Linked DNA regions of Homo sapiens: regions 1, 3 and 4 are each linked to region 2. The links are chromatin loops, found by intact Hi-C in ENCODE. Cell type or tissue: mammary epithelial cell. All regions are shown on one strand. Region 1 has its middle 21 kb from the start of LINC01702. Region 2 overlaps IL12RB2 (interleukin 12 receptor subunit beta 2). Region 3 overlaps IL23R (interleukin 23 receptor). Region 4 has its middle 33 kb from the start of LINC01702.

Region 1 (8,000 bases), 150 kb before region 2:
TAATAAGCTATGTGAATCTCCAACTTACCCAAAAACTCCCAGTTTTCCCAAGTAGGCCACGTCCTTGCACAATTGAAGGGGGTTGCTATGACCCCATGTGTTCTATGCAAATGGAAACCTCTCAAATGTAAGGTGAATTGGCAACTTTTTTGGGGGGAGCGGGGATGGGATGGGGTCTGTTACCCAGGCTGGAGTGCAATGGCGTGGTGGTAGTTCACCACCATCTTGAATTCCTGGGCTCAGGGAATTCTCCAATCTCAGCCCCCAGCTACACATGTAGCTGGGACCACATGTGTGCGCCACCGTGCCCAGCTAATTTTTTGTAGAGATAGGGTCTCGTCATCTTGTCAAGGCTTGTCTCTAACTCCTGGGCTCAAGCAATCCTCCCAAAGTGCTAGGATTACAGGAGTAAGCCACCACGCCTGGCCTGAATTGGCAACTTTTTGGCTGTGTTGATTTGTTATCCCACGGGCAGTTTTTTGTTTGTTTGTTTTTGAGACGGAGTCTCGCTCTGTCGCCCAGGCTGGAGTGCAGTGGCGCGATCTCGGCTCACTGCAAGCTCCGCCTCCTGGGTTCACGCCATTCTCCTGCCTCAGCCTCCCAAGGAGCTGGGACTACAGGCGCCCGCCACTATGCCTGGCTAATTTTTTGTATTTTTTTAGTAGAGACGGGGTTACACCGTGTTAGCCAGGATGGTCTCGATTTCCTGACCTCGTGATCTGCCCGCCTCGGCCTCCCAAAGTGCTGGGATTACAAGCGTGAGTCACTGCGCCCCCATGGGCAGTTTTTGAGAATTGTCCCCATTGTTTCATATTTTGCTACTCTTGGAATTTTCAGACTTTTTAATTTTGGTGAATCTGATGGGCATATAGTTGTGTTACCTTGTGGTTTTTAGTCACACTTCTGTGGTTACAAGTAAGGTTAAGCACATTTTCATATGTTTCTTGGCCTTTTGAATTATTTTTCTCCCCTTTTTAACATTGTTTTGAGATTATGTCTTAGTTTCTGTAATCTAAACTGTGTAGATAAGATCTTACATATTTAATACAGCATATTACCCCAGTAAAGATCAGAGAAAAAAGTTTACTGTTTCTAAGCCTATGTTAAATTCTGAATAATGCCAGGTTAACATAGCATAGGTGAATTCTTTTTCCAAAGTTGACAGCACAACTAAAACTAACATTTTTATATTTACCTATAAAAATACAACCAACCTCATTCTTTAACCTACAGAAATCTGATTTCCTCATCAACTTTCTTCTTAATGTGTTTTCTAAAAAGTTTGCACTAATTTGCTGTAATCAAATTGTCTCTCATACTGTTCATTCTTTTTGACTGCTCCATAGCATTTGACCATTTATGTCTCCTCTCTTCTTTAAATAAGCTCTCTTTTCTCTTAGTACCCGTGATTTTTTCTCTTAGTACCCGTGATTTTTTCTCTTAGTACCCATGATTTTTTCTGTTAGTTTTCCTCCTGATTCCCTGGAGAAACATTCTTTGTCTTTTTCTATGGTTCTGCTCTCTGACATCCAATGAATGTTGGTGTTTTCCAGTTCTCCATCTTTAGATCCTGTAATAGATAACATTTAGGGTATTTTCCTGGCCTGCAGGCCAACTCTTAATCCCTCTTCCTGGGAATATCCTTCTCCTTCTCCCATATCCACGAGAATGAGCCTTTAACAGGTTATGTTGGCACTGCCTTCCTGGCCTTAGCAGATTGACCCAGGGTGGACAACTGACCAAAGATGGGCCAGTCAGATTCTTGCTCCTTAAAATTAGGAACTACGACCCAACATCTTGTTAAGCTCTTTGGGTGGAACTATGGCATGAGAAGCTAGGAGCCAGAGGCAGCCTCATTCTATCAAGTTAGGCTAAGAAGTGAAGGAAGCTGTCAGGGAGAGAACAGAACAATGCATACAAGTGTAGAGAAGCAGAGACAGGAGACAGTGAGAATCCCTGGCACAACGTTTCAGTTGCCCGGCCTTTTAATGGCCCATGACATTCCCACCCTTGGCCTCCAAAAGACAGTCACAGCTCCATCCTCATTTCAAGTTTCCCATTGTGTTCAGGCTCACTCAACATGGGACTGCTACTTGCAAATTTAAGTCCCAACTGACCTCTTCTCTTCTACTCACTATCCCTGGATGATTTCATTCACATGAGAGCTTATTCCAGAACCCTAACTTACCCAGTTAAAGGACACCATTGCTTTGTATTTCTTGAGAAGAGAGCTCAACAGCTCAAGAAAAATCCCAGCTAATGCACCTGGTTGGACCTTGCCTTATCTCATCTCGGACTTGAGGCTTTTCTGCCGTGGCTTTCTGACCAAGAAATCATGAGTTCTGTCTTTCCTCTTTGGCCCTGCCATCTTCCCCCAGCTTGGTAAGCTTAGTTTAGTTCCCCAAACTGATGCCTCTGATCCAGAATTTTCTCTTAGCCTGGCTAGTTTGACTCAGCACCTGCCTCAGCAAGAAGAGCCATGTTCTCAGCTATGGCCCTCACTGGCTGTTCACTCATATTGGCACCTGTCAGCACATGTTCTCAGAACCCAGTTCCTTAACACTTCTTAGGACAAAGCCCACTCCAGAAATAGCAGACTCATGGCAAGGCTGCCATTTCCTTCTATTACAGTGACAGAAATATTAATGAATTGATCATATCACCATTTCTTGCTGATGCTGGACAGGACAACATCTCAGAATCTTTCAGCACCAACAAAGTATCAATCAGAGTTGAGTCCTGTTAGTGTGAGAGAACAATGACATTATTGGAAAGGAAGAGACATTTAGAGAACTATTGGGGGAAATGTGTTGAATTCCACTTTTAGCATGTAGACTTGAAAAAGCACAATTTTCTTTTTTCTTTTTTTGAGAGAGCATCTTGCTCTGCTGTCCAGGCTAGCATGCAGTGGCACAACCATGGCTCACTGCAGCCTTGACCTCCTGGGCTCAAGTGATCCTTCCACCTCAGACTCTGAGTAGCTGGGACTACAGGTGCGTGCCACCACACTTGGCTAATTTTTTGTATTTTTTGTACAGACAGGGTTTTGCCATGTTGCCCAGCCTGAATTCCTTGGCACAAGCAATCCACCCACCCACCCACCTCAGCCTCCTAAAGAACTGGGATTATAGGCATGAGCCACCATGCCCAGCTGAGAAGGAATAATTTTCAAATGTAGCAGTCTCATAGGCAGCTGGAACACCAGGACTGAAAAGGAATGGGGCTGAGGGGTCGACACCTTCCTTCCCACATTGAGATCTTTCTGCAGACCAGGCTTGCTTCTTTCAGCTGTTGAAGACAGCTTCTTTCAGTTGGTCAATGACCTCTGTGTCTCTGCAGGAACTATTTGCTCTTTGCATAATGTAGTGGTTAAAAACTCAAGTATTAGAGCCAGGCTTCCTGGGTTTGAATCCCAACTCTAACATTTACCAAATGTAGGATTTCAGGTGATTTACTTAGCACCCCACCTGCCTTGTACCATGATTTCTTCATTTGCAAACTGGGATAGTAATTATCTGTATCTCATTGGGTTATTGTGAGGATTCAATGAGTTCATATGTGTAAAGGCTTAGAACAGTTCTCAGTAAATGTCAGTCACCATTATTATCTCATAAGGAGATTATAATATAAGCTTCTTGAAGACCCAGTTGGTGTTCTTCATCTTTTCCTGGCACAGAGATGGTGCTGAATAATAATGAACAGCACAGGCTTTGCAGTCCCAGAGGTCAAATCTCAAATCAGTATTCTACTCAGTAGCTGGGTGAGAATAAGTGTCCTCCTTGTAAAACTGAGATAATAGGCTGGGCATGGTGGCTCACGCCTGTAATCCCAGCACTTTAGCAGGCTGAGGCAGTTGGATCACGAGGTCAGGAGTTCGAGACCAGCCTGGTCAACATGGTGAAACCCTGTCTGTACTAAAAATACAAAAAATTAGCCGGGCGTGGTGACCGGCACCTGTAGTCCCAGCTACTCAGGAGGCTGAGATAGAAAAATCGTTTGAACCCGGGAGGCAGAGGTTGCAGTGAGCCAAGCTCGAGCCACTGCACTCCAACCTGGGCGACAGAGCTAGGCTTCGTCTAAAAACAAACAAAAAAAACACCTGAGATAATAATACCTACTTTGTAGAATTGCTGTATTGAATGAGATAATGTATGTAAATCTCCAGGGACACAGCAAACCTTAAAAAATGCAAACTCTTATTATCCGGGCTAGGTATAGTGTTGTGGGTGTGGAACCAGACTGCTTGGTTTTGAATTCCCGTTCTGCTATACAGTTGCTCTGGGATCTTGGCAAGTTACTTAAGTTCCTTGGACCTCTGTTTTTCTCTCTGTAAAGTGGGAATAATGGTAATAGGGTTGTGGTGTGGCTCAAATAAGAAAATGCATATATTGGCCCAGAGCTTGAGCCAATGCCAGCTTCTTATGATTTGCTTTATAAATCGATGAAGTGTTGAGAAGGTGTTTTAAAATGCACTTGCTAAAGAACAAAATCCATGAGCTCCATAACTGCAAAGACCCATCCTGAAGTCAGATTCTTATTGAGCCAAACCTCGAAAGCAAAGATAGCTCTGAAAGGCAGTAGCCAGGGAACTAAGCCCCTTCTCTAGGTAAGACGTGGGGACAATTAGCACCTAGAATCATAGGCTGCTAGAGCCAGAAGGATCTTTGTGGCTAGTTCATTGTGGGTTGTTTCCTCCTGAGTAATTGAAACCCAGGGAGGTCAGGGGACCCCACCCTAGTTGTGGACTGAGCCAGGACCAAGATTCAGGTCAGTTTAGTGGTTTCGTCACTGCAGCACGATGCTTCCCCATTCCGCAGCCCCCACCTGTGAAAATGAAGCTTGTAGATGCTGCCTATCGCCTGTTCCAAGGCGCCAGGCAGCCGCGAACTTCAAACTCCCCCTGGGCTAAAAGTTCAGCCAGAGCAGTAGATTCAAGCAAGAATGGTGTGGGATCCACTCTTGGCCTGTAGAGGGCGCTCTGAGCACAGGCCAGGGAGCTCGAGCCTGGGACGCGCCACGGCTACGTGGCCTCCAGGGCGAGTGAGGATGGCTGGCTGATTGCTTTTCGCGGGGCATGGGGAAAAGCCTTCAGCCCTTACGCCATCCAGCAGGTGAATGCACTTATGTCCAACAGTAGGTATCACACTTTTTGGTCTCGTGACTCTTTTATACTCTTATTATTGAGGATCCCAAAGAGCTATTGTTTATATGGGTTATATAGATATTTACCATATTAGAAATTAATAATGAGAAATGTTTAAAACATATACCCATTTAAAAATAGCAACAATAAATAATTAAATATTAGCATAAATAGTATTTTTGCAAAAAAAAAAATTTCCAAAACCCCCCAAAAATGCATTTTTTACAAATCCCTTTAATGTGTGTCTTAATAGAAAAGACCTAAGCCAGGGGCGGTGGCTCACGCCTGTAATCCGAGCACTTTCGGAGGCCAAGGCAGGTGGATCACGAGGTCAGGAGTTCGAGATCAGCCTGACCAATATGGTGAAACCCCGTCTTTACTAAAAATACAAAAATTGGCGTGGCGGCACGTGCCTGTAATCCCAGCTACTCAGAAGGCTGAGGCAGGAGAATCGCTTGAACCCGGGAGGCGGAGCTTGCAGTGAGCCGAGATGGCACCACAGCACTCCAGCCTGGGCGACAGAGTGAGACTCCATCTCAAAAAAAAGAAAAAAAGAAAGAAAGAAAAGACCTGAATTTTCCTTTTGCAGTGAGTCCCTATCAATTTCACAAGTCAGGTAACCTCTGAAAAACTCCACTATGTACTCTGAGAGAGTAAGAGTAAAAAATAGTTAAATCTTGAGAATTCCCTGAAAGTATCTCAAGGACACCACTCCGGGACATACTTGAAGAACTGCTGTGTACGAGAACGTCTATCTAGGCTAGGCGTGATGCCTCACACCTCTAATCCCAGCACTTTGGTAGACCTTGGCAGGAGGATCCCTTAAGCCTGGGAAATTGAGGCTGCAGTGAGCCATGATCATACCACTGCACTTCAGCCTGGGAGTCAGAGTGAGACTCTCTCAGCAACAACAAAAAACCTTTCAGCCAGGGATGGTGGCTTACCCCTGTAATCCCAGCACTTTGGGAGGCTGAGGCAGGCGGATCACTGGAGATCAGGAGTTCAAGACCAGCCTGGCCAACATGGTGAAACCCTGTCTCTACTAAAAATACAAAAATTAGCTGGGCTTGGTGGCAGGCGCCTGTAATCCCAGCTACCCAGGAGGATGAGGCAGGAGAATTGCTTGAATCTGGGAGGCAGAGGTTGCAGTAAGCCAAGATCGCACCACTGCACTCCAGCCTAGGCAACAGAGCAAGACTCTGTCTCAAAAAAATAAAAATAAAAATAAATAACTTTTATCTTAGTGTGATTTATAGAAGGGAGACTCTCCCCCGCTCCCTTCTCACTGCCACCAGCCTGCTTCAGACTTGGATTACATCGGTCAGACTTCAGAAAAAGCCTCAGAACTGGTTTCCTTGCCCCTGTCATCTCACCACCTCAATTTGCGAAGATACTATAATTTTTATAAAATACTGCATGATTAAGTTACTGTCCTCCTCAAAACCCTCAAATGATTCTTCAGTGCCTGGTCAATGAGGCTGACATGCCTGAAGGTCAGGCTCCATGATCTGATTGTAGCCCAAACTTCCAGGCTTCATTCACACTCAGGCCCATACGGGGGCCTCATGGGCCTGATGGGTTTGGTTCCACTTGTCCCTTCACTCGCAACACCTTCTGTCCCATCTCCTCCCATTCTCCTTTTGCTTTCAGACTCATGCCCCTTGCTGGAGATTTTTTATTTTATTTTATTTTATTTTATTTTATTGCCAGAGTCTTGCTCTTTTGCCCAGGCTGGAGTGCAGTGGCATGATCTTGGCTCACCGCAACCTCCACCCCCCAGGTGCAAGCGATTCTTCTGTCTCAGCCTCCCGCATAGCTAGGATTGCAGGTGTGCACCACCACACCTGGCTAATTTTTGTATTTTTAGTAGAGACAGGGTTTAACCATGTTGGCCAGGCTGTTCTCGAACTCCTGACCTCAAATGATCCACCCACCTCGGCCTCCCAAAGTGTTGGGATTACAAGCATGAGCCACAGCGCCCAGCCTGGAGATCTTTTACACGATTCTCAAACGGGGTTTGCCCTCCTACACAAAACCTGGTGTTCTGATGTGGTGCTTTTCATCCAGCTGTTGCCAGATAGGTCCCCAAAAAAGTTGCTTTGTCAGTTTCTTATTCCCACTGTAACAAAATGCCACAAACTTAATGGCTTTACATCACAAATTCATCTTATCGTTCTGGAGGTCAGAAGATGGATATGGTTCTTGGGGGCCACAGTCAAGCTGTTGGCAGAGCTATATTTCATATGGAAGCTCTAGGGGAGAATCAATTTCCTTGTCTCTTCTGGCTTCTAGAGTCCTCCTGCATTTCTTAGCATATGGCCCCTTCCTCCATCTGCAAAGTGCATCACTCCAACCTCTGCTTCCCTTCCATCCTCACCTCTCCCTCTTTCTCTGACTCAGCTGCCTTCCTCTTATAAGGACCCCTGTGATTACACTGGACCCACCTTACTAATCCAGGGTAATCTCCCCATCTCAAGGTCCTCAACTTAATTACATCTTCAAAGTCCATTTGCTATGTATTATAACATATCAGAGGCTCCAGGAATTAGGATGTGGAACTGGGTGGTGGACAGAGTGGAGGGACATTATTCAGTCTAACACAGTCATTAATGCCAAAAGATGAAAGTCAAAATCCACCCACCATGAGCTGTACAAGTTTAGCAGTCAGACATATGTCCCTACGTGGAGATAATATTCATCCAATTGCTTTGAAGATTAAATGAGATAATCTACATGAAGCATGATGACAGCTGCACAGTGATCACTTGCCAAGTGCCTGTGACTATTATTATTAGCCATTATTATGGCATTTACCACCAGGTGACTTAGGGTCCTCTTCACAACACCCATCATACTT
Region 2 (8,000 bases):
TATTTAGTTTCAAAATGACCTATGAGACAGGCAATATAATTCCTATTTTAGAGAGGAGGACATTGAAGCTCAGAGGTGTTCATTTACTTGTCCAAGGCTACTCATAGGCTGATTGGAAAAGAAAAAAAAAGCCTCTGAAAGCTGTTGACTCCAAAGCCTGAACTCCTAGCTACTCATTTTAGGTCCTGGGTTGGGCCTGCAGGAGATAAGAGATGAGTAAGACACAGTTTTCCACAGGCAATGTTAAAGAAAAATTAGAACTTACCTGCCTCACACAGGTTCATTATGTTAATACGAGTGGGCAGAGAACTGCCTTTTGAATTTGCTGCAGACACAGCCACAGCCCAATTTCCGGTTCTAGGAATGACTGTGGTCCAGGAGGTGTGTCCTGTGATGTTCTGTGTCATGGCTTTCCCTCCTGTCAGCTCCTGCAAGGTCACCTGATAGTGGAGAATTTTTCCTCTTGCCTCTGAGACACTCAGATTCTGCAACAAGACACATTTATTCACTATTTACTCCCAGACAAGATCACTGATGCTCTGTGCCTGGACCTCATGGGTACAGATGTACTAGGCAGCTACAGCTGAGTGACCTTTTTGTTCATATCATCTCATGTTCCCTGCTACACACTTTTATGCAATACCCACCTTCCCCTCCCTGCCATTTAGGAAATAAAAAATCAGTTAACGTTTTTAAAAGATAATTCTTAAGAACGCATTGATTTTCTTTTTTGCTTTAAAATGAAACTTACTAATAGTAGACAACTTGGTCACATCCAATAGAACAAGTATAGAATCTCAACTCAGAAGATCTGGATTTGAGTTCCAGCTCTACTGTTTACACAGCCCAAGGGCAAGGCACTCAGCCCCTCTGAGTCTCCATTTCTAAATTTGTAAATCACACACACACATATAACCTTTTCTACAGAAGGTGCACTGCTGCTCAAGACATCAAACAGAAGATTTTCAAGAGCTAAACTAGTAAAATCTTCATTTAGTGAATTGAATTAGCCATCTGTGCTAGGAAACTAAGACACTGTTCATAAACGTGTAACTAACAACTTTTGGAACTGCAAAAATTCCAATTGAGATCATTTGGGAGCAATCCCAGAAAGTAAGCAGAGAACTAATTATTTGTATTATAACCCTGTTTTGACAAGGACCATGGGAAACAGAAGCATAGAATATGGAGAGTTGTCAAGTCTAGCATTGGCGGTGCCCATCCATGCCTCATGCAAGGTGAGGAAGGCTTGCTCACCAGATTCAAGTGCTACAGTTTTCTTGGCAAGGCTGTCCCTTCCATGGGTGGGGGGCCTCCGGCTGTGTTTGCTGAAAGACACACTGTAGTCAGCAAATGCCCCTTGCCTGGGTTCCCTGCTCACCAAGCACTCTTCTAATAATTTGGTTTCCTCTGTCGATTATCTGTCAGGAAAGGCTGGGCTAACATGAACATCTGGTTCACTTATAATTTTTATTTTTCACTTTAAGTGAATAAATTGGCCTTCTGATTATAATTTGGCTTCTGAAACAATTAGCATACTGGGAGAGAATGTTCCTATCTGCTGACTCAAGCCTTCTGGTTGGCCCCACAGCTGCATTTCTTGCTGAAATTAATCCATGAGCATCTAGTTTTTATATCTCCATTTCTGGAAGCTTGATTAATGCAGGTCCATTCTGGTGACCCTTCTGGATCCAAAAGGCCCAAAACTAGATCTTAAACCATAGTCAGTGCACGAGGTGGATGTCATGTTGCTGTGGGCCCTTTTGTGTGGACATTCTGCCTTTCCCTAAAGTCAGCATTTCAAATGTCTGTCGCAGCCGATCTCATAGGCCTGTTGTATGGATTAGAATAAGCAAGTGCTTTTTAGAGTAGGATGTTCTAAACTGTTATTATTAAATATGCCCTTTGTCAGAGGAGAAAAACAATAAAGCAGACACTGGCAAGGGAAGACCATCCCCTCAGCTATCTCTCACTCCGTTGTTCCCTATGTGTCTCTTCTGCAAGTCCAGAGATAGGACTGTTACCTCCACTCACACCCCAAGTTTTCCAACCCTAAGGTACTTCCCAAGAGTTAACTGAGCTCACAAAACTCTTATTTCTGGCCAGGGACCCAAGAGGCTTCAGTCCAACGCTAACATTGCAAACCAGTCTTATTATCTCCCTCCCACTGTCCTTCATAGACATCCCAGAAATCTCATTTGATATAATAGTAAAGTGCTAAAGGAAGGGGTGAAATGTTATCTTGGATCCAATGGCTGTGCATAGTGACTGCTGTGAAAATCTAGCTGATCACAGCAGTCTAGTAAATAGGGGTGTGGCTCTGACGGATCATAAAGATTTCCAGAGGGCATGGACCCAGACTCTTACATTTTCCCCTTCGCATCCCATATTTTAGAGTTGAAAATATCAATGAAAAGGTGGGAGTGGGATGGAAGTAGGTGGACAAGTAAATATGGTATCCCATGGGTTAGGCTGATATAAGATGTCAAACTCAATTTTTGGAATAACGATTATCCTTTCTTAGGTAATTGGTCTCCTTAATCAAATTGAAAAACAAGCCTAACTCGTCTGACAGGGTCGATGGAACAAAAACTTCAATGAGCTAATAGGAAAACAGATATTTAGCCACTTAGTCTCCTGAAGCAACTGAAAACAGTATAATCAGTTCAGGGTTTTTTTTTTTTTAATTTTTTAAGGCAACATAAAGTTTGCAAATGGTGTATGTAGTCCATTACTCCTGGATTATGCCTTGTCCTGATGGAAGGGAATATCATCAAGGAACCACCAAACTGGAAGTGAATCTACAGATTAACAGTTAATTCAATGATTCATTTTATAAGTGGGAAAACAGGGGCCCAGGGACATGACGTGACTTGCTTAAGGCCATTCAATGGACAGATGAAGAAGGTAGGCGCAGAGCCCAGAGCTCTCGACTTCTAGGCCAATGTTCCCTCTGTTATGACGTGCTGCTCCCTATATAGACAAGCCTGAGACAATGAACTGGTAGGTGTGGGCAGCCGTGTTTCATAGTTGAAATCCTCAGTCACCCTTCTAGCCCAAAATTGCAAAGCAACTTCTCTAATTGTGAGGTTTGGTACATTCTCACATGCAGCACGAACAGGCAGCATGAGTTCATCAGTTTGGGGAGGGTGGAGACCGAGAATCCCTTTTTTTCCAGAGTTAGCAGGTTCTGAGTCACAGGAGACAAGCTGTGAGCTCAGAAGGACTGCAAACCGGAGGAGCCCGCCGACTCTTCCCAGATCAACCTATTTGTATGCTGGTGCTGCTGGTTTGGGTGAATGATAAAGGAAAGACCAACATTTATTGGGCTATACCATGAGCCAGGAGTTTTATGTCTAATGTCCCATTTAGCCCTTGTAACTCTCCATTCTGATTTTGAGGATGTTGAAGCTTGGGGACATTAAGGAACGGTTTCAAATAGTCCCCACAGAAAAGTAATGTGAGATTTTTGAGTGCCCTCTGGTGGATGTGAGAGCGGTGCGCAGTATCCAGAATGTGTCTTGCATCCCTGGGAGTGTCTCCAAGACCTGCCACCTCTTTTTCCTTCTCTGACAGTGCTAAGAATGGGTCTCAGGCCAGTGTTCCTACTGTCATTGTCACCTTCTCCTATTGGTAAGAATATGCTATAAAGGAACCACAGTCCCATTGCCTCTCTCCTTCCATTTTCTTTCTGCTCTGACCTGTGGGAAATGATTTAAATTTATTATGGAAAGCCTTTCTGACTTGGCTTTGTCTGAGAACTGAAGAGTGAACAGCTCTCTCAGTAAACCTACTGTAAGAGTTCTGCTGCCTGAAAAAGCTTTCAGCATTAAAAATGTGGTAAATGTAATCCATGACAGGACAAAATCTGACACATTTCAGAATGCAATGCATCTGTTTTTATTTTTAATTAAAGATCTATTGGAGGAGGGGTGTCTCCATGAATTGATAAATCATGTCTTCTTAAGATTTAAAAAACTTACTGAACTTCTCATAAAGTAATGCTCTACTTCTGAACTTCCCCTGATGCAAATAATAAAGAAAAAATCTGTTAGCGCTTAGCCTGTATCAAAGAAGAGGGTCTATAATCTAGACCTTAGAAAGCTGGAGGAATCTGAACACTATTAATCACAGCTTTTATTTCTTTTGATTTTGGCTTTGGAATACTGCTGACTTTGATTTTTTTCTTATTAGAGCAGATCCTTTGCTTCCTTGCTCTACCACATAGCAGCTGTATGACCTTGGGCAAATTATTTTCCCTTTTTGAGCCTCAGTGCCCTTATTTATAAAATAAGGATACTGTCATGTACAGTGTAGGCTTATTGGAGCATTCAATGAGTTAAGGGAGGTAAACTGTTTTAAAGAGTGCTTGGCACATGTTAAGACTCTTGGTGACTTCCCTTCTCTCAGTTACTCTAAAGTAATATAAAAATATCATGATTGTCAGTTTTGCTAATACACTTACATGACTCTTCTACCAGTCTATGAAGAGCTAGGTCATCTTGACTCTTGGCTTACTCTTCTGTTCTATATGGAAGTCTCACCAATGCCATTCAGTTGGTTACAAAATACATGTAATTTGTAAGTTTTTGTGAGCATCTTGATTTTAAAACTCATGACTGCCTTTTGCAACCCCAGTCCAAATGAAGTGATTCAAAAGACAACCCTTGGCCGTGCGCGGTGGCTCACACCTGTAATCCCAGCACTTTGGGAGGCTGAGGTGGGCAAATCACTTGAAGTCAAGAGTTTGAGACCAGCTCAGCCAACATGGTGAAACCACTTTCTACTAAAAATACAAAAATTAGCTGGGCATAATGGTGCATGCCTGTAATCACAGCTACTTGAGAGGCTGAGGTGGGAGAATTGCTTGAACCCAGGAGGCAGAGGTTGCAGTGAGCTAATATCGCACCACTGCACTCCAACCTGGGTGACAGAGTGAGAACCTGTCGAAAAAAAAAAAAAAAAAAAAAAAAAAATAGACAACCCTCACCTGGACATTTTAGAAAACACTCCATTGAAACTATCTAAGGATCTATTTTCCCACTAGCACCTTCAATGTCATGCACAATGTTTGCCTCATAACAATAACTTAACACTTTTCACAACGATTTCATTAATCTTCACAACTTCATGTGATCTGCACTTTACTCATGAATAAAATAAGGAACAGAGAGTTTAAGCACTTTGCCCAAGAACATCCAGCCAATAAGTAGTGAAGCTGGAACTCAAACCCAGGTGGCACAGCTCTACCAAGAGGTGAACTCTTAACTGCTGGACCATGCTAGCACTTCCTAGATACTCCCCAGTGTTCTGCTATACTGAACTGACTTAACTGATAGTCAAACCTCTTGGTGGTGACCGTGGCATAATGATTTCTATCTTGTTTGGCAGCTAGAAAAACAGAAAAATAAGAGAAACTTTCATGAAAGCAAAACTTTAAAATGCCCTTTCCATCTCCTCTTTCTATCTTCTGTTAATTCTTGGCTACCTACTCTCTTATTTTTTTGCACTGGCCACATTCTGCTATCCAATCAAAATTCCCTACTTTCAGCTGGCATAACATGTGTGACTAGTAAGCAAGGAAAAGCAGCCCTTTCTTTCCAAAAATATCTTTGGAAATGCTGTGCCTGCCTGTGATGGGCCAGGATTGGGAAGGGGGAGATAGAGTTGAATATTGCAACGAAACAATCTAAATTGTGCCATCTGCTGCTTTTGTATTTAAATATTGATTCTGAGATCGGATAGCTCCTATAATTATATAAATGCCCCAAGGTCCTGGCAGCCAATCCTCACTAGGGATTTACAATAGACCTTTGTCCTACATCAATATAAATCAGGTCCCAAATAATACTTTCTACTTTTAACAAGCTTTTTCATATGAGGAGGCCAAAGAATTCATCACTTCAGTGCAGTGTGATATAGGTTGGAATATTCTGCATATGAGAGAGAGATACAAGGAGAAAGAGACAAAGTGAATGTACTGAATAAGCTGTTCCTTTCACAACAGTCTCTCTCAGGCTGTGCCGTAAATTGGTATACGGGGCTTGCTATCTTCTCGTTCTTTCCATCTTCTGTGGTTTGAGGGTAGCTGTTTGTCAAAATGAATTACTTCGTATAACAAATAAAAAACACTAAATCTTTTCCCCACTTTTGGAACTAAGAGTTTTCTTTCTTTTTTTCTTTTTGAAATGGAGTCTCACACTGTCGTCCAGGCTGGAGTGCAGTGGCGTGATCTCGGCTCACTGCAACTCTGCTTCCTGGGTTCAAGTGATTCTCCTGCCTCAGCCTCTTGAGTAGCTGGAATTACAGCCGTATGCCACCATGCCTGGCTAACATTTTTGTATTTTTAGTAGAGACAGGGTTTGGCTGCTCTTGAACTCCTGACCTCAGGTGATCCTCCCACCTCGGCCTCCCAAAGTGCTTAGATTACAGGCATGAGCCACCATGCCCAGTCCGAATTTTCTTAACTCTCTCTGTATTGCTCTGAAAACACAGAAGCTGTGCTGTTGAATATGGGAGGGAGCCCCTAGCTGTAGGAAGTCATGGAGCCCTTGAAACATGGCTAGTCCGAGCCAAGATGTGCTACTGTCTGGAGGGTGAAGTCTTAACCAATGTGCCCATACTGGCACTTAGTAGACTCACCAGTTTTTGAAAACTTGGTAGGATAAAAAGGTTATAAAATATCCAAATAATTTTAAAAATTGATTACATGGTAAAATGACAATGTTCTGGATCTACTGGGTTAGATAAAATGTATTATTAGGCCGAGAGCCGTTGCTCATGCCTGTAATCCCAGCACTTTGGGAGGCTGAGGCAGGAGGATCACTTGAGATCAGGAGTTTGAGACCAGTCTGGCCAACATGGCAAAATCTTGTCTCTACTAAAAATACAAAAATTAGCCAGGCATGGTGGCACACACCTGTAATCTGACCTACCTGGGAGGCTGAGGCATGAGAATCACTTGAACTTAGGAGGCGGAGGTTGCAGTGAGCCAAGATCACGCCACTGCACTCCAGCCTGGGCCACAGAGGGAGACTCTATCTCAAAAAAGAAAAAAAATTATTAAAATTAATTTCACCTGTTTCTTTTTACATTTTAAAATTTGGCTACATAACAATTTTTAATCATGCATGTGGCTCCCATTTGTGGCTTGCTTATATTTCCGTGGAACAGTGCTTCACTAAAGTAATCCTTTCCATGCCAAATCCATAGAGGTGTCCCTCTCTGCTTGCCCACCACTCCCCTGCTCCACTAGGCGAGCTCAACCATCATCCTTCCACCTGAACCTGGAACTGCTCCCTAACACCCAAATGTCCTCAGCATCCTGCTCCTACTCCTGTCCTCTTGCTGGACTGTGAGCTCCAGGACATGAGGACTGGATTTGTCTTGTTCACTTTCATATCCCAGCTATGCAGTACAGTGTCTAATACTAAAGAGGAGCTTTCATATGTTTGTTTGAGCAAATGAATGAGCTTAACATGAATATTTCTCTTCCAGACTCATGGCCTCAAACAAATTTCAAAAGTTTGTGATTTGCTATGATCAAGATAATGAGAGGATGCTAAAGAAATTAAGAGAGGAAACTAGAACGGTTGATGTGGCTTTACCTGGTTCTCATATCTTTTTCATATATATATGAAAGGTGGTTTTCTTCTTAAAAGATACATGCTGTTTTAACTAGAAAAGAAGTATATTGGAATCATGGATTGAGATACTTAATTAAGGAAAGAATACAATATAAAACAGTACAGAAGGAGAAGAGAAAGGAAGTTTGAGGGAGAGGATTGCTAAAAGCCCCCTTTTGTAAAGGGGCCTAATCCAACCCTGGGGCTATTCGTAATCAAGCAACATTTTTTACTTTTATTGCATTTGTGGTTTTAACAATACCCAGGTGTTTTTCTTTCATTTCATAGATTAGGCTGTACTTTTTGGCTTCAACATTGAAAGTATTTTTCCTCTTAAAAATAGCTATGGGCCAGGTGTGGTAGCTCACACCTGTA
Region 3 (8,000 bases), 110 kb after region 2:
TTGAAAGAAAAGGATTTGAATTTTAGTCTGTCACTTAGCAGCTCTATGACCTTGAAAAGTTTCCTCAACTACTCTAAGTTTCAGTTTCCTCATTATAAAATAGATGCGTAACACTTATCTCATGGGTTGTTTTAAAGATTGAAGAAGATGTCTAGACAAGTCCTAGCACAAGATAGGTAAGTAATTTGTTTTGAAAGAAGTTTTTGGGTCTTGAGCCCTAGCAGCTATTAAAATAAAAATGTGGCCAGGTGCGGTGGCTCACACCTGTAATCCCAGCACTTTGGGAGGCTGAGGTGGGTGGATCACCTGAGGTCAGGAGTTCAAGACCAGTCTGGCTAACATGGTGAAACCCGTCTCTACAAAAATGCAAAAATTAGCTGGGCGTGATGGCGGATGCCTGTAATCCCAGCTACTCAGAAGGCTGAGGCAGCAGAATCGCTTGAACCTGGGAGGCGGAGGTTGCAGTGAGCCGAGATTGCACCATTGCACTCCAGCCTGGGTGACAGAACAAGGCTTCGTCTCAAAAAATAAAATAAAATAAATAAAAATTTTAAAAAATGTATACAATCTATTGCAAAAGCCGGCAAAATCCACCTAAGCCACTTCTTACATTCAGTTTTAAGCAGATCTTTGTACTTTGTCTATTATTTTCCTATGGAAGACATAAGGCATATCTTATTGTCCAGAAACTTAACACCTGATGTGATTTTTTCAGTATGATGGGTTAAAATGGGCAATTACTAAAAGACTACTCAAAAAGCCTAAGTTGTATTTTCTTACCAGAAGTAAGGTGCCCTGTAGAGATGGAAGCAACTGTTAGCCCAGAATTCCATGTGTCATGTTGGAATGCTTTTGATGTGACCTGGGGAACTTAAACCAAAAGGAAAGAGTGTCAGTTTCTTACATTTTGCACTCTGCTTGCCAAATTTCCCAACGGAGTTTCTTCCCTTGTTTAGAGATGACTAAAGTAAACCAATAACTTTAATGGGCTTGAAGGGTGGAATAAAAGCAATAGTCTTCGAGTATGTGTCTTTTCTTCTTCTTTTTATTTAATTGGGTAAATCTCAAAGGAGGAAACACTGCAAGGGCAACTATAATCTACCTAGGTTGTAAAACTTCAAGGTGTGTCCACTAATTTCATGAGGCTTCTAGGCAGCAAATACCAAAGAGCTTTATTTTACTGAGCCAGAAAAAACGCATGATAACTAATCTCTATTTGATTCCTTGCAATTGATGGTGCAATAAGGTTCAGATTTCCTTGAGGGTCCCCAAGATGTGTCACTTTTGCCTTTGCACAATCTTTGGGATGCTGTTCACCTTCTCCTGGCTCCTCATAAGAAACCTAATTTTGGTTAGCAGGCACTTTGGTGTTGTAACACCTGGGTGGGATGTCACCAATGACTTCTCTCTGCTCTTTTCTTTTCCTGGCAGCCTGGTCTAGTTATAAAGGCTGTCAGGAAACTGCTAATGAATGATTCTGACCAGGGTGGGGTGAGCAACCCTGGTACCTAACTTTCAGTCTGAACTCAAAGGGGTCCTGGTGCAGCCTTGCCAGTCTCCTCCTTCCTGATAATTAAAAGCTGACAGAAGTGACTTCAAGGACACAATTCTCCCAACTGGCAGAAGACATTTCTGAAGATGGCTCTAAGCCTTGGATCCCTGAGATTGCTTCAAGCCCTGTGTATTCCGTCACTCTGATTTCAGTGCTCAAATTTTTCTTTTAAAAAAATTACTTTTGGGGGCAGGGAGAAATCACAACTTGAGGCTGAGATATCACAGGCTTGTATAAGGAGTAGTGTGGCCCATGTGACTGTCTTTGAGAAAAGTGTCCTACATTTCCAATGAAAAGGTTTCTACGGGGCTTCAGAAATTTTTGAAAAAGGCTGGTCTGGCCAGACACAGTGGCTCATGCCTGTAATCTCAGCACTTTGGGAAGCCAAGGCAGGTGGATCACTTGAGGCCAGGAGTTGAGACCAGCCTGGGCAACATGGTGAAACCCTGTTTCTACTAAAAATACAAAAATTAGCCAGGTATGGTGGTGCGTGCCTGTAATACCAGCTACTTGGGAGGCTGAGACAGGAGAATCACTTGAACCCGGGAGGTGGAGGCTGCAGTGAGTCTAGATCGTGCCATAGCACTCCGGCCTGGGTGACAGAGGGAGACTCCATTTCACAAAAAAAAAAAAAGAAAAAAGAAAAAAGGCTGCTCTGGGTGCAGGCATAAGCGTGAGGAGGGTAGTTTTCTGAGAACAGTGGGTGAGGGATTTTAGAAGATGAAAACATCAGAAAAGCCAAAAGTTATTTCCCGTGTTTTTTGTCCTGGCTTCTCTACAGCAAGAGGAAAATGTTTCACCCGGAATTGTGACAAATCAGAAATTGTTTTTGGCTTCTCAATGCCTCGCTAAGTCTCTTTTGCTCCATGGGTATATGGTTCCACCAAACTCTGAGGGAACAAGGTTATGCCCTGATGGCCAACAGTCAGGTTTATTCATCTAAAGTGCTATCTTTACAGGCCAATGTTCATTTGCAGGGAGCTCAGGCAGGAGTCTGAATCTCCATTATTTTGAAATTTTAAGAATAAAAATACTGGCCAGTTGCAGTGGCTCATGCCTGTAATCCCAGCACTTTGGGATGCTGAGGAGGGTGTCAGGAGTTCAAGATCAGCCTGGCCAATATGGTGAAACCCCATCTCTACTAAAAATACAAAAATTAGCCAGGCATGGTGGCAGGTGCCTATAGTCCCAGCTACTCGGGAGGCTGAGGCAGGAGAATCACTTGAACCCAGGAGGCAGAGGCTGCAGTGAGCTGAGATCACACCACTGCACTCCAGCCTGGGCAACAGAACAAGACTCCATCTCAAAAAAAAAAAAAAAAAAGAGTAAAAATACTACATTAAAAGGTAACACAATTTTCAATTTAGCAAAATCATGGGCTTATAGCATATGCTGCTGTAGTATTTTTGTTTTCACTTTTATTATTTTAAAATTAGCATTTTTAATTTAAAAGTAATATATGGTGTTGTTGGCTTTTAATACAGGTTAATGTAATTCTGTTGTATAAACTACAGGTAGTTATTGGCAATGAAACTTCATTCAGTTATTAATTTGCATCATATAAAAACAATTTTCATATCTGACTAGGGTTTTATTAGCCCTAACAGGGAATAAATACAATCTTCCTTTAGAGTCTATTTGTTATCATAGTTCCAAATCAAACAGGTGCATTAAATTAAAGTCACTTATAAGAGGTGCTTAATCCTCATAGGGAAATTTCACAAGGAATCAGTTATCTAAAATAAGACAATTTATAAACAAAATTGTCAGAGAAGAAATCAAGCCAATGTTAGACATAGGACTGAAACAAAGCTATGTAGATTACATTCTTCATGGAATACTGCCACCACGTGGCTACGTCATTTCTTTTTAAATTATACTTAACATCTTTGACTGTAAAAGCGATAATTAAAGTACAGAAAAATTTTCAACAGGAGAAATTAAAAGGAGAAAAAAAGAACCATCCCTAATCCCATCCTTTTAATCCACCTGCTATTAGTGCTTTATGGTATTTGCAAGTATTTTAACATACAAAAGCATTAGCAAACACAGAATCTCACACACACACACACACACACACACACACACACACACACACACAGCCTTTATGACTGGAAACTGTTTTTTATATCAGTTCTGTCATCAGTGCATTGCCTAATTTGCTAAAAAAAAAAAAAACCTCATGATATCTTACTGTATTTGGTGTTTGTGGTGTTACGTCCATAATGAGACAGTTCCATCCTTGCAACAGAATATTAACTTATGCCTATTAATCTCACAGGACATACTTGAATATACTAAAAAAAATCCAAATTATCTTTAATTTGGGAAGAATTTTTATATAACTTGTACACACTGGCACCAAACTTTAGTCTTACAAGAAGACAATGTGCCTGTGGGAATTTAGAGTGATCTCAAACGAGAAATATGGTTTCTTATTGTTGGACAAAATTTAAAGCATAACAACTATATTTTTTGGCCTACCAAAACACCAGGCTAGTTTAATCAAATCCACTCAAAAGGACCTGGTTTTAGCAATAACGTATTCCATCTGTATTTTAAGGATGATGCCAAATCATCACCTCAGCTCTTCTTTCTACATCAACCGTACTAGTCTGTTTTCACACTGCTATGAAGACATAATCAAAACCGGATTTTTTTTTTTAAGACAGAATCTCCCTCTGTTGCCCAGGCTGGAGTGCAGTGGCATGATCCTGGCTCACTGCAACTTCTGCCTCCTGGGTTCTAGCAATTCTCCTGTCTCAACCTCCCAAGTAGCTGGGATTACAGGAGCATGCCACCACGCGTGGCTTTTTTTTTTTTTTTTTTTTTTTTGGAATTTTTAGTAGAGACAGGATTTCACCATATTGGTCAGACTGGTCTCGAACTCCTGACCTCAGGTGATCCACCTGCTTCAGCCTCCCAAAATGCTGGGATTACAGGTGTGAGGCACCGCACCTGGACAAAACTGGGAAATTTATAAAGAAGAGAATTTTAATTGACTCACAGTTCCACATGTCTGGGGAGGCCTCAGGAAACTTATAATCATGGTGATCGGGGAAACAGGCATGTCTTACATGACAACAGGCCAGATAAGTGCCAAGCAAAGGGGGAAAAGCCCCTTATAAAACCATCATATCTCATGAGAACTTACTATCACAAGAACAGCATGACTGCAACTGCCCCCACCATTCAATTACCTCCCGCGACTCATGGGGATTATGGGAACTACAATTCAAGATGAGATTTGGGTGGAGACACAGCCAAACCATATCATCAACCATGGGGCAAAGTGTGTTTTGTCATCCTTTTAAAGTGACCATTTAATGAGTATTAATTATGTCACAGGTAACATGCTAAACTTTACATGTTTTCTCTCATTTAATCCTCACAACAACCCAATCACACAGACAATATTATTATCCTCATTATACGGATAAGGAAACAAAAGAGTAGAAAGGATAAATAACTTGCTCAAAGTCACCTAGGTAGAGGGTGAAGAGTGGAAATTCCCATCCAGTTCTGACATGTAGTTTGTGCTGGTCACTGATCTCATTAAATTAATAACCTCACTTCCACAGCAGGATGGCTCAGGGTGGGAGGCAGAGTCAGCCCTGCAAGCAGCCTCTCCCAGGATGAGACTTAGCATTGCTCCACTGAGGACTCGCCATGGTGTGTTGGGGCTGCCTGGCCTTGTGGGGCTCTGGACCCCACAAGCCCTACTGTGCTAACCCATTTAGCACTGATGCTTTAAATCTTCTAGCGTAGAGTTATTTTCTTCTTAAAACCGACTACTTTCCTTTATTACACAAGTAATACATGCTAATTACAGGATGCTTGAAAAGTATAGAAGGGTATGGAGAAGATAATACAATTTTATATTTGTTTGCAAACTAGAAACTATTATTTAAAAAAAATGTTAACAGTCTTTTGTGTATGTTGGTAGCCTAGTGGAGATCATACTCTTTATAAATGTTTTGTCTTGCCTTTTTTATTCAATTTTTTTCTTTTGAGACAGAGTCTCACACCATCACCCAAGCTAGAGTGCAGTGGTGTGATCTTGGCTCACTGTAACCTCTGCCCCCTGGGCTCAAGCTATCCTCCAGCCTCAGCCTCCTGAGTAGCTGGAATTACAGGTGCACACTACCACGCCCAGCTAATTTTTGTACTTTTAGTAGAGATGAGGTCTTGCTGTGTTGGCTAGGCTGGTCTGAAACTCCTGACCTCAGGTGATCTGCCTGCCTCAGCCTCCCAAAGTGCTAGAATTACAGGTGTGAGCCACCACACCCAGCCTTATTCAATATTACTTAATAAAAATTTCCTCATTTTATTAAAAATTGTTCAAAACATCATGCTATGGCTAGTTAATGTTTCATCATGTTTTACTGTATTTATTCAATCTTACCCCTATTGAGAAACTGTATAGCTAGGTGGTTTCAAACACCAACTGCAGACTCAAACGAAACTCAGTCCAAGTCCTGGCTCTACTAGATGGAGTTCCATGGCCCTGGGCAAATTGCTTAACCCCTCAGTGACTCAGTTTCTTCATTTGTAAAATTAGATAAAAGCAGTGAGGTCATGAGGTTTGATGAGACAGTTCATATCAAGCACTTAGTACCATGTTTTACACAAATAAAACCTTAATAAGCACTAATTATTGCTATTGTTGAACTTTTAGACTGGTTCCAAATTCTTACTATTATAATTAGGTTTTGGATGTATATCATTGTACATAAATTTCCTTCCACTGATTATTTCTTAAGGCCAGATCTCTACAAGAGGAATTACTGAGCCAAAGGGTATAGACATCTCTAAGGTTTCTTTATTTACTTTTGCGCTTGCCAATCTTGATGTCAAAGCCACAGTAACCAAGGCCTGCATCATAAAGGCTTTGATTAGAGCAGACACATGGACTTTTCTGGACCTTTCAGGGGTTCTAGATATTCAAGAAAGAGGAGTCATATTAAAGGAGACAAAGGATGTGTTTTTTTTTAAATCATTGGAGATTCGCCCCCACCCTCCCTCCTATTTTTCTCAAAACACAAATACCTCCTTTTGGTTTCTCTCTTTCGCATCTCCTTTTAATAATTCAGCTGTTTCACAGCACTTAAGTGCCATTTCTCCAAGCCAGGCCAGTTTAGCTCTGTGGTCAGAATTCAACATTATCGGGCCAAGGGTAAAGAGTTGAGTATGTCAATTAGCAAGGCAAAACTAATGCCAACATATCAAATAGGCACCAGAAGCCCAGGGCAGGGAAAACGGTGTGTCAGAACAAACTCATTACCACACCTTGAAAAACAAGTCAAGCAATGAATCATTTAGTGGATTATAGTATCAGCGGTGTATATAAGGGTAGCAGGGTACACACAGACATATTCAAGGGTTTATCTTCCTTCTTATATTCCTGGGCTTTAGGTACTTGGTATGTAGGGAGAAGGTAAGAAATCTACATATGGCAGTTACATTGTTAAAAAGAAAGAATAAGAGGAGGAAAAGGCAAAAAGCAGTAGCCACCCAGGAAATTTTCCTAAATGACAAGGACCATACAGAGAAGGTCTGATGTCAAAGTGTAGCAAAACTCTATATGAAAGAATGGACAGCTTCCAAGTCTACACAGTGGCCAACAGATTCCTCAGAAGTACACCCTTGCTCTCCAGGCATAGCATCTTCCAATCTGTATAGTCTAGCAGACATTTGCCATGTTTTATTTGCCCAGCACTAGGATATACTTCTTTGTGGGCATCCTAAAAAAGCTGAGAGGCAGTAGGGCTACAAGCAAATGGCCTAAACCTCACCAACCAGATGCCCCCTCCCCTAACACCCAGGCTGTGAATGTTGAAGGGTTGACATAGGGCTTCCAGAAACCACTTAGAATCCAATGTGGGCACCATAGCTGTATCCAGGGTACAGTGACAGTGGCACCAGGGCAGGCAGTGGCAGTGATCAGCGTCAGCTGCAGGGTCCTCGCCAGACTTTTCCTAGGCTGTGATTTTGGCTGTGGTTCTGGGTCCTGCTCTCACTCGGATCCTGTTCATGCCCATTTTGCCAGGCTTTCTACTGATTTTCAGCTACCTTTCTAATAATTCTCTTTCTGCTTAAGATAACCAGCCTTGATTTATTTTGCTTACACCTAATCATCCTGACTAGTAAAAACTGCAATTGGTGGTAGTGGTTGGGGAGGTAGGGAGATGTAGTAGGACAAATAATGGCATCATAAAGATGTCCGTGTCCTAATCCCTGGAATCTGTGAACAGGTTACTATAATATTACGAAGTACATATTGTGTCTTCATCCTGGTTTTCTGGCATACAAGTCCTAAAATCCTTAGAATGCCCAAAGTGGTAACGGTCATTTTGTATGCTAACGAGCTGACTAGTGGCTGGCCGCCCCTATGTAGTTTCAGGATGGGGGTTGTTCAGAGGAAAGATCAAGGCACGATTAGAAGGTT
Region 4 (8,000 bases), 140 kb before region 2:
TTACACTATGTTGGCCAGGCTGATTTTGAACTTCTAGCCTCAAGGCATCCACCCTGCCATCCACACCTCAGCCTCCCAAAGTGTTGGGATTACAGGCGTGAGCCACCACACCCAACCTAGAGCTGTTTTTCTTATCTTGTAATTGTTTTCAAAATTTCAATGTGAAATCTTCTGATTCATAAATAACGGACTTGGGCATAGTCGTGGTCAATAAGTAACAGTTATTATCATCAAGCAGCAGATCAAGAGCTAGATACCAGAGCCTGGTCTTGGTCTGACAGCCTGGAATGTTCCCCGAGGCAAGGTGCCTTGGTTTGCCTCTGTGCACTCACCCTATGGCCTGTGCAATTTTGATTCTAGCCCTTAAAACAAAGATAGCACTGATTCATTTATGTTTCTAACGTCCCACAAGGTTAGGATGCCTTTGAGGCTGGGATGGGTCTCATTATTTTCTGTATTATAATCCCAGCACCTAGTACAGTGACTGGCACATGTCAATCAAATATTCAATCTATGCCTGTTGGATGAAGACAGAAGTGTTTAAGGGTGTTTATGACTAGGCCTGAACCTTCTAAGAGAAAGACCTTGGCAGATATAAATTCCACTGGAGTTACAAAGAATATGGACACATTGGCCTCTGAAGGTCAAAAAAGGAATTTTTTTTTTTTTTTTTTTTTTTTGAGACAGAGTCTTGCTCTGTCACCAAGGCTGGAGTGCAATGGACCATCTTGGCTCACTGCAACCTCTGCCTGCCCGGTTCAAGTGATTCTCCTGTCTCAGCTTCCGGAGTAGCTGAGATTACAAGCATGCACCAACACACCCGACTACTTTTGTATTTTTAGTAGAAACGGGGTTTCACCATGTTGGTCAGGCTGGTCTCGAACTCCTAACCTCAGGCGATCCACCCACCTCCGCCTCCCAAAGTGCTGGGATTACAGGTGTGAGCCACCACGCCCTGCAAAAGGGATATTTTTTAATATGCCAGGGAATGTCTTCCCCCTTAGGGGATGAACCGTTGGGAGAAACCAAAACCCAGGGCTGTTTCCTACATGCCTGGCAGAAGCCTTGTTTGGGGGTTGAGGGTGGAACAGAGGGAGGCTAGCACTTTTCACAATGTTGAAGCAGACCTGCTGTTCTCAAAAATGAGCTTTTCTAAAGGGCTTATTCACAGATCAACTGGCTACTTTATTTATTTATTTATTTACTTACTTATTTATTTATTTTAGATGGAGTCTCACTCTATTGCCCAGGCTGGAGTGCAGTGGCACCATCTCGGCTCACTGTAACCTCCTACTCCTGGGTTTGAGCGATTCTTCTGCCTTGGCCTCCCTAGTAGCTGGGACTATGGGCACGTGTCATCATGCCCGGCTGATTTTTGTATTTTTAGCGGAGATAGGATTTCACCATGTGCCAGGTTGGTTGGTCTCAAACTCCTGACCTCAAGTGATCTGCCCACCTCAGCCTCTCAAAGTGCTGGGATTACAGGCGTGAGCCACTGCGCCCGGCAGAAACTGGCTACTTTATATGCTTCAGATCAGCATGCCTCAAGATCTTCAGTCACATTGCCAGGGACTGATGGGTTCAAGGTTAATTACATGATTCTATCCAACCAGGATTTATCGTGCCCACCTTGCGGAAGAGTCAATTAACCCCTCTTGAGCTTCTGCTGCCTGTGAGGCACTCGTGGACAGTTCCATCTACAGTGCTAAGCTTAATCCTTCTTAGCCACCCTGTGGGTGCATGCTGTTGCTACCCACTTTTTCAGATGAGGCAACCGAGGCTGGAAGAGCCTGAGAAACTAGCTCTAGGCCTCTCCCCTGAGTGGTAGAGAAACCAGGCTTTGAACCTAGGGCTGTCTGACTGCAGGGCAGTGTGCAAGTCACAGCAGGAGCTAGCACCTTGACTTTGTCCTTTAATAACACCTCTCACAATTGTAATTCATCAATTGTATCATCATGAGTTTATTGTCTGCCTTCCTGGCCACACTGTCTGCTCTAGAACGACCAGAGCCATGCCTGTGTCGTCCACAGCTATGTCCTCAGCACCAGCAAATAATGGGCCTGGCACAAAATGGAAACCTGCTTTCATTCATTAAAAGAATTTTTAAATGAATGAATGAAATTAACAAACAAAAATGACATAGATATCCTGCTCTGTAGCATGTGATGATGGTCACATTCTCAGCTCCTTGCTAACTCTCACCTGGCTTGTTAAAATAATTTCCTTATTGTCTCCACATTTCTGCTAATTTTACCCTCCTGCATAAGGGAATAAGCTTGATCTTTCCTTCTTTTTTTTATCATTAAATTACACTGGAAGGCTTGATCTTTCTTAAAAAGCACACTTGAGCGTGTGTGGTGATTCAGCACTTTGGGAGGCCAAAGTGGGAGGATCCCTTGAGCCCAGGAGTTCAAGACCAGTCTGGGCAACATAGCAAGACTCCATCTCTACCAACAACAACAAAAAATAGTTGGACACAGTGGCACACACTTGTGTTCCCAGCTAATCGGGAGGCTGAAGTGAGAGGATCACTTGAGCCCAGGACGTCAATGCTGCAGTGAGCCATCATCATGCCACTGCGCTCCAGCCTGTGAGTGACAGAGTGAAACCCTGTCTCAACAGAAAAAGGGGAAGAAAAAGCACACTCATAGCACATTGCAGGCCTCCTGAAAGTTGTTACCAGTGCCCCATTCCCTGCAGGACAGAGTCTGAGCTACTGGGAAGGGCTTCTAAGGCTATGTGCTTCCCATCTGCCTCTGGAACCTTAGTTGGCTGCTCTGAGGCCCAGGCCTTGCCCCCGGCAACCTCAAGCACTTTATAACACCAGCCTTTCTGAGCTACCTCACTGGTTCCCAACCTTGCTTTCTTTACCAGAAATCTCCTCCCCACCTCCTATCAAACCCCAACCCCATGCCTTGCTTTGTGTGCCTGATAGACGTTAGCTCACTCTTTTTCCCCAGATGTGGTAAAATTCACAAAACATGGGACGGGTGCAGTGGCTCACACCTGTAATCCCAGCTCAGGAGTTTGAGACCAGCCTGGGCAACATGGCGAAACCATGTCTCTACCAAAAATACAAAGAAATATAGCCAGGTGTGGTGGCATGTGCCTGTCGTCCCAGCTACTCCAGAGGCTGAGGTGGGAGGATCACTCGAACCCGGGAGGCGGAGGTTGCAGTGAGCTGTGATCGCACCACTGCACTCCAGCCTGGGTGACAGAGTGGGACCTTGTCTCAAATTTAAAAATAGACAAATAAATAAATCGAAAAGACCCAAGGCTTCTTGGAAGAGGTAGGAATCAAACTGGTCATTGAAAGTCATGTGGGCATCATTCAAAGAGTGGATTTGAGGAGGCACAGAGAGGACCAAGAAAGCACATTAGAGGCCCAGAGAATGAGGCTTGAGCAAACCCTGTGGGAGAAGGGGTGTTGAGCAGATTCTAGAAGGATGTGGCTGAAGCAGAGGACATGTGGGCACAGTTGGAGATAGGCCTGGAAAAGTAGATTGGGACCAAGTGTGTAATGAATCTGTAGTCAATGAGGAACTATGAAATGTGAAAATTGCGGCTGGGCACGGTGGCTCACACCTGTAATTCTTTCACTCTGGGAGGCCAAGGCAAGAGGATTGCTGGAGGCCAGGAGTTTGAGACCAGTCTGGGCAACATAATGAGACCCTGTCTCTCCAAAGAATTAAAAACTTAGCTGGGCATGGTGGCACACACCTGTAGTCCTAGCTACTTGGGAGACGGAAATGGGAGGATTGGGTAAGCCCAGAGGTTTGAGGCTGCAGTGAGCTATGATCACACCACAGCACCCTGGGACAGAGCAAGATCTTGTCTCTACAAATAAATAAATATGATCTGAAAATTGAGTATGAAATACTCAGAATACTGAGATCATGGTTTAGGAAGATAACTGCAGGGTCTACAGGAGGATGGGTTTAAATGGGGAGAGACTAACTACTAGGTTTGCACACTCAGATGCCTACAGAGGGCAGACAAGGAACAAAATTGCAATAGGTACCTGGTCAACTGAACCACACATACCTTCTCATCAGTGGGCTGCCGCTGCTCAGTTCCAGCCAATGCTGCCATGTAGATTATGAGTCCAGTGTTATCAGATTTTTCCATTTTTCAGGGAAAGCCAAACAATACAGATTTTCATGAGATGCTAACTTGTTTAAAATTTTTATTTTTAATTAATTTAATTTAATTTTAATTTTTTAAATTTATTTATTTTTTCTTGGGAGACGGGGTCTTGCCCTGTCATCCAGGCTGGAGTACAGTGGCGCGATCACAGCTCACTGCAGCCTCAAACTCCCTGGTTCAAAGGATTTTCTCACCTCAGCCTCCCAAGTAGCTGGGACTACAAGCACGTGCCACCACACCTGGCTGATTTTTGTATTTTCAGTAGAGATGGGGTTTCACCATGTTTCCCAGGCTGGTCTCAAACTCCTGGGCTCAAGCTGTCTGCCCACCTCGGCCTCCCAAAGTGCCGGAATTACAGGCAAGAGCCACTGTGCCTCGCCCAGGACTCTAACTTTTAAGTATGAACTTGTAAGTTAAAATGACTCTCAGACCACCTGTGTGGAGTCTCTGAGAAAAGAGTAAACTATTTTAATAGTCCAGGAAGAAGTGACCAAGTCCTTATCTAGGGCAGTGGCAATGGGAACCAAACATGGAAACAGACAGCACAAAACCTGGTGGAAGTAGGATCCACTGAATTTGATGACTAACTGGATGTAGAAAATGAAGAAGAAATGTTGAGAAAGACTCTGATGTTTCCAGTCTATATGCCTTAGAGGAAGCTGATGCCCCAGGCAGCTTCATAAAATGGAACAAGAATAGATGTTGAATCAGAGAGAACTAGCTCAAACGCAGCTCTACCACTTACTAGCTATGTGACCTTGAACATGTTACCTAACGTCTCTGAGCCTTGGCTTCTTCGTCCATTATATGAGGTTAATCTGAATGCATCCCTCTTGAGTCATTTATACAGATCAAATGGGGTCATGCACCTAGTGTGCTTAGCACAGAGTGTGGCACATAGTAAGAGCTCAAAGGTTTGTTGTTGAAATTTATTGGCAACATTCCTTTACTCTACGTTCAGCAAGAGCCTCCACTGTTTTCTTTTCTTTTTTTTTTTTTTTTTTTTTTTTTTTTGAGATGGAGTCTCGCTCTGTCACCCAGGCTGCAGTGCAGTGGCACAATCTTAGCTCACTGCAACCTCTGCCTTCCGGGTTCAAGTGATTCTCGTGCCTCAGCCTCCCGAGTAGCTGGGATTACAGACACAAGGCACTGTGCCAGCCTCTTTTTTTTTCTTTTTTAAGAAAAACTCTCACTCCATCACCCAGGCTGGAGTGTAGTGGCATAATCTCGGCTCACTGCAACCTCTGCCTCCAGGTTCAAGCGATCCTCCCACCTCAGCCTCCAGAGTAGCTGGGACTACAGGCACACACCACCACACCCGGCTGTATTTTTTGGTATTTTTGGTAGAGGCAGGGTTTCGCCATGTTGCCCACGCTGGTCTCGAACTCCTAACGTTAAGTGATCCACCCACCTCAGCCTCCCAAAATGCTGGTATTACAGGCATAAGCCATTGTGCCCAGCTTAGGTCATGTCATTTTTGGGTTGGATTTTCTGACATGTGTCACCAAAAGATTCCTAACTGATTTGATTACAACTACTATTACCATGACTTTTCCACTTTGATTCCAAATGATGTCATAGGCTTTGTAGAGTTTAAAGCTGGCAGCCCCTGGGAAGGCTATCTCTAGTGGTGGTACCTCGAAGACGAGGTCCTGTTCTTGGATACCTCTAAGATGAGAGGATGAACAGAACACGTATTTGTGAAAGGTCCAAGGTACTCTGTGAAGGTGCAGTGAACCTGTCAAAGCTCAGCACACCTTACATCAGTTCAGCATACTTTCAGCCCCATTTTGCTTGTTAGAGAATGACTGTATCAAGGAACCAGTGGTGTGAACTGGATTAGTTCACTTATTAAAAACATGTTTTTATGTTTACATTAACTGCCTTCCTCACTAAACTGTCCGCTTTGCATATATGGACTTTCTCATCTTTACAGACTTTGCAGACAGAGAGAGCCTTTGAGATCATCTAGGCCAAAGTTATCCAACGTATAGTAAAGGGGTCACTCTTTTCAAAGTTGAGAAGTGGAGTCAGGCACTGTAGCTCACACCTGTAATCTTAGCACTTTGGGAGGCCGAGGCAGAAGGATTGCTTGAGAACAGGAGTTTGAGATCAGCCCGTGCAACATAGTGAGAACTCATCTCGATTTTGTTTGTTTGTTTGTTTGTTTTTGAGACACAGTTTCACTCTGTTGCCCAAGCTGGAGTGCAGTGGCGTGATCTTGGCACACCTCTGCCTCCCGGGTTCAAGTGATTCTCCTGCCTCAGCCTCCCAAGTAGCTGGGATTACAGGCAGCCACCACCATGCCCAGCTAATTTTTGTATTTTTAGTAGAGACAAGGTTTCACCATGTTGGGCAGACTGGTCTTGAACTCTTGACCTCAGGTAATCTGACTGCCTCGGCCTCCCAAAGTGCTGGGATTACAGGCATGAGCCACCGTGTCTGGCCCCATCTCTATTTTTAAAAAAAGAAAAAGAAAAAGAACTTGGAAGCAGGAGGAAGGAGTGGAGGATAGAAACTGCAATACAGATTCGTGGACCTTACCTTGACCTACTGGATCAGGATCTCAGGGATGGGCCTAGGAATAGTAGTAGCTTCACGGGGTTGGGTAAGTCAGTTGATGTCTTTAAACCTGAGTTACTATGTGTATAAAATGGGGGCAATAATTCTTCTTAAGTTTGTTGGGAAGATCAAAGCCAATGATGTAAGTAAAGTGTCCAACCAAGCCTGGTATAAAAATGGCTTCTGAATTAAAGTATGTAATTCAAGCTATACCCTGACTTCAGGGAGAACCCTGCCCAGGGAGTGTATATCCCCACCTTCACTGCCATCTGAGGTATGAGTGGGGTACAGTAGCTTACCTGTGACAATGACAGCAACACATTTGTTGAATGTTTATGTGATAGGTACTTAGCTCTAGCACTTAACTAACATTGACTTATTAAATTCTCACAATAATCCTATGAGGTAGATTGTTTTTTAAAGGCCTGCTTTACAGATAAAAAACTCAGGTACAGAGCAGTTAAGTAATATGCCCAAAGTTATAGCTTCCAAGTATCAGAGCTAGGACTCTAACCTAAGCAGTCTGGCTCCAGAAAACCTAAAGAATTTGTAACAGTAAGCTTTACCAAGGCCTGCTTGTCCTAAAATAAAAGGGTAGGGTCCCCAAGTCCCAAAGTGTCCTCCTTTCTTTCTCTTTTTTGAGACAGAGTCTTGCTCTGTCACCCAGGTTGGTGAGCAGTGGCGCCATCTCAGCTCACTGCAATCTCTGCCTCCCAGGTTCAAGCAATTCTTCTGGCTCGGCCTCCCCAGCAGCAGGGATTACAGGCATGTGCCACCATGTCTGGCTAATTTTTGTACTTTTAATAGAGACAGGATTTCACCATGTTGCCTAGGCTGGTCTCAAACTCCTGACCTCAAGTGATCTGCCCACCTCAGCCTCCAAAAGTGCTGGGATAACAGGCGTGAGCCACCATGCCCAGCCGTGTCCTCCTTTCTTGATGAACACGTGCTAGCCTGCCTCAGAGATACAGCTGAAGGATGAGACCCAAAATGAATTGCAGATCCCGACAAAATGAGTTCTCAAACTCTCACCAGGGGCATGTTGGGATCAAACAAAGGGAAGCACCAGGAAGCACCGGGCCTGGGGCAGAAGGATTCTTTCTGGGGAAAGCAGTCTAGATGGGGACCTGGAGACTCCCCCAGAGCATGGTTAGTTTATTTCAGTTTGCCTGGGCTGACTTCAGCTTTACACAATTCATTTTCCTCTGCTTGGAATTCTCCCTTGGCTTCTCTATCCCTTATAGTCCAATCCTTCAAATCCAATCCTTAACATCCTCAGAGAGGCCCTCTCT

What was found. Peaks named below come from ENCODE experiments on the same cell type or tissue, not always from the same donor. Only the 100,000 strongest peaks of a DNase experiment are listed, where the experiment ranks them.
Region 1: it touches region 2 in a loop (9-fold over the local background); 99 of 110 quality-filtered maps call a loop at or near these places.
Region 3: a loop joins it to region 2, with 9 times the contacts of the local background. A loop is called at or near these places in 18 of 110 quality-filtered maps.
Region 4: a loop joins it to region 2, with 14 times the contacts of the local background. A loop is called at or near these places in 55 of 110 quality-filtered maps.

Annotation. Positions count from the first base shown.
Region 1 is chr1:67,497,599-67,505,598 of GRCh38, reverse strand. No RefSeq gene overlaps it. Among named protein-coding and RNA genes, the nearest start is that of LINC01702, 21 kb to the left of the region's middle. RefSeq lists an enhancer at 4,810-5,313. In mammary epithelial cell, a CTCF peak has its summit at 4,969 (motif pointing right); a DNase peak (open chromatin) is centred at 4,988.
Region 2 is chr1:67,343,355-67,351,354 of GRCh38, reverse strand. IL12RB2 (interleukin 12 receptor subunit beta 2) reads right to left here. Exons shown (of 17, transcript NM_001374259.2): 10 at 266-485. Among named protein-coding and RNA genes, the nearest start is that of IL12RB2, 39 kb to the right of the region's middle. In mammary epithelial cell, a CTCF peak has its summit at 3,490 (motif pointing left); DNase peaks (open chromatin) are centred at 344 and 2,984; H3K27ac peaks cover 1,395 bases.
Region 3 is chr1:67,229,583-67,237,582 of GRCh38, reverse strand. It overlaps IL23R (interleukin 23 receptor), which reads right to left. Exons shown (of 11, transcript NM_144701.3): 8 at 781-870. Among named protein-coding and RNA genes, the nearest start is that of IL23R, 67 kb to the right of the region's middle. In mammary epithelial cell, a CTCF peak has its summit at 3,427 (motif pointing left); a DNase peak (open chromatin) is centred at 6,812.
Region 4 is chr1:67,485,838-67,493,837 of GRCh38, reverse strand. No RefSeq gene overlaps it. Among named protein-coding and RNA genes, the nearest start is that of LINC01702, 33 kb to the left of the region's middle. In mammary epithelial cell, a CTCF peak has its summit at 3,968 (motif pointing right); no DNase peak of the experiment used is centred here.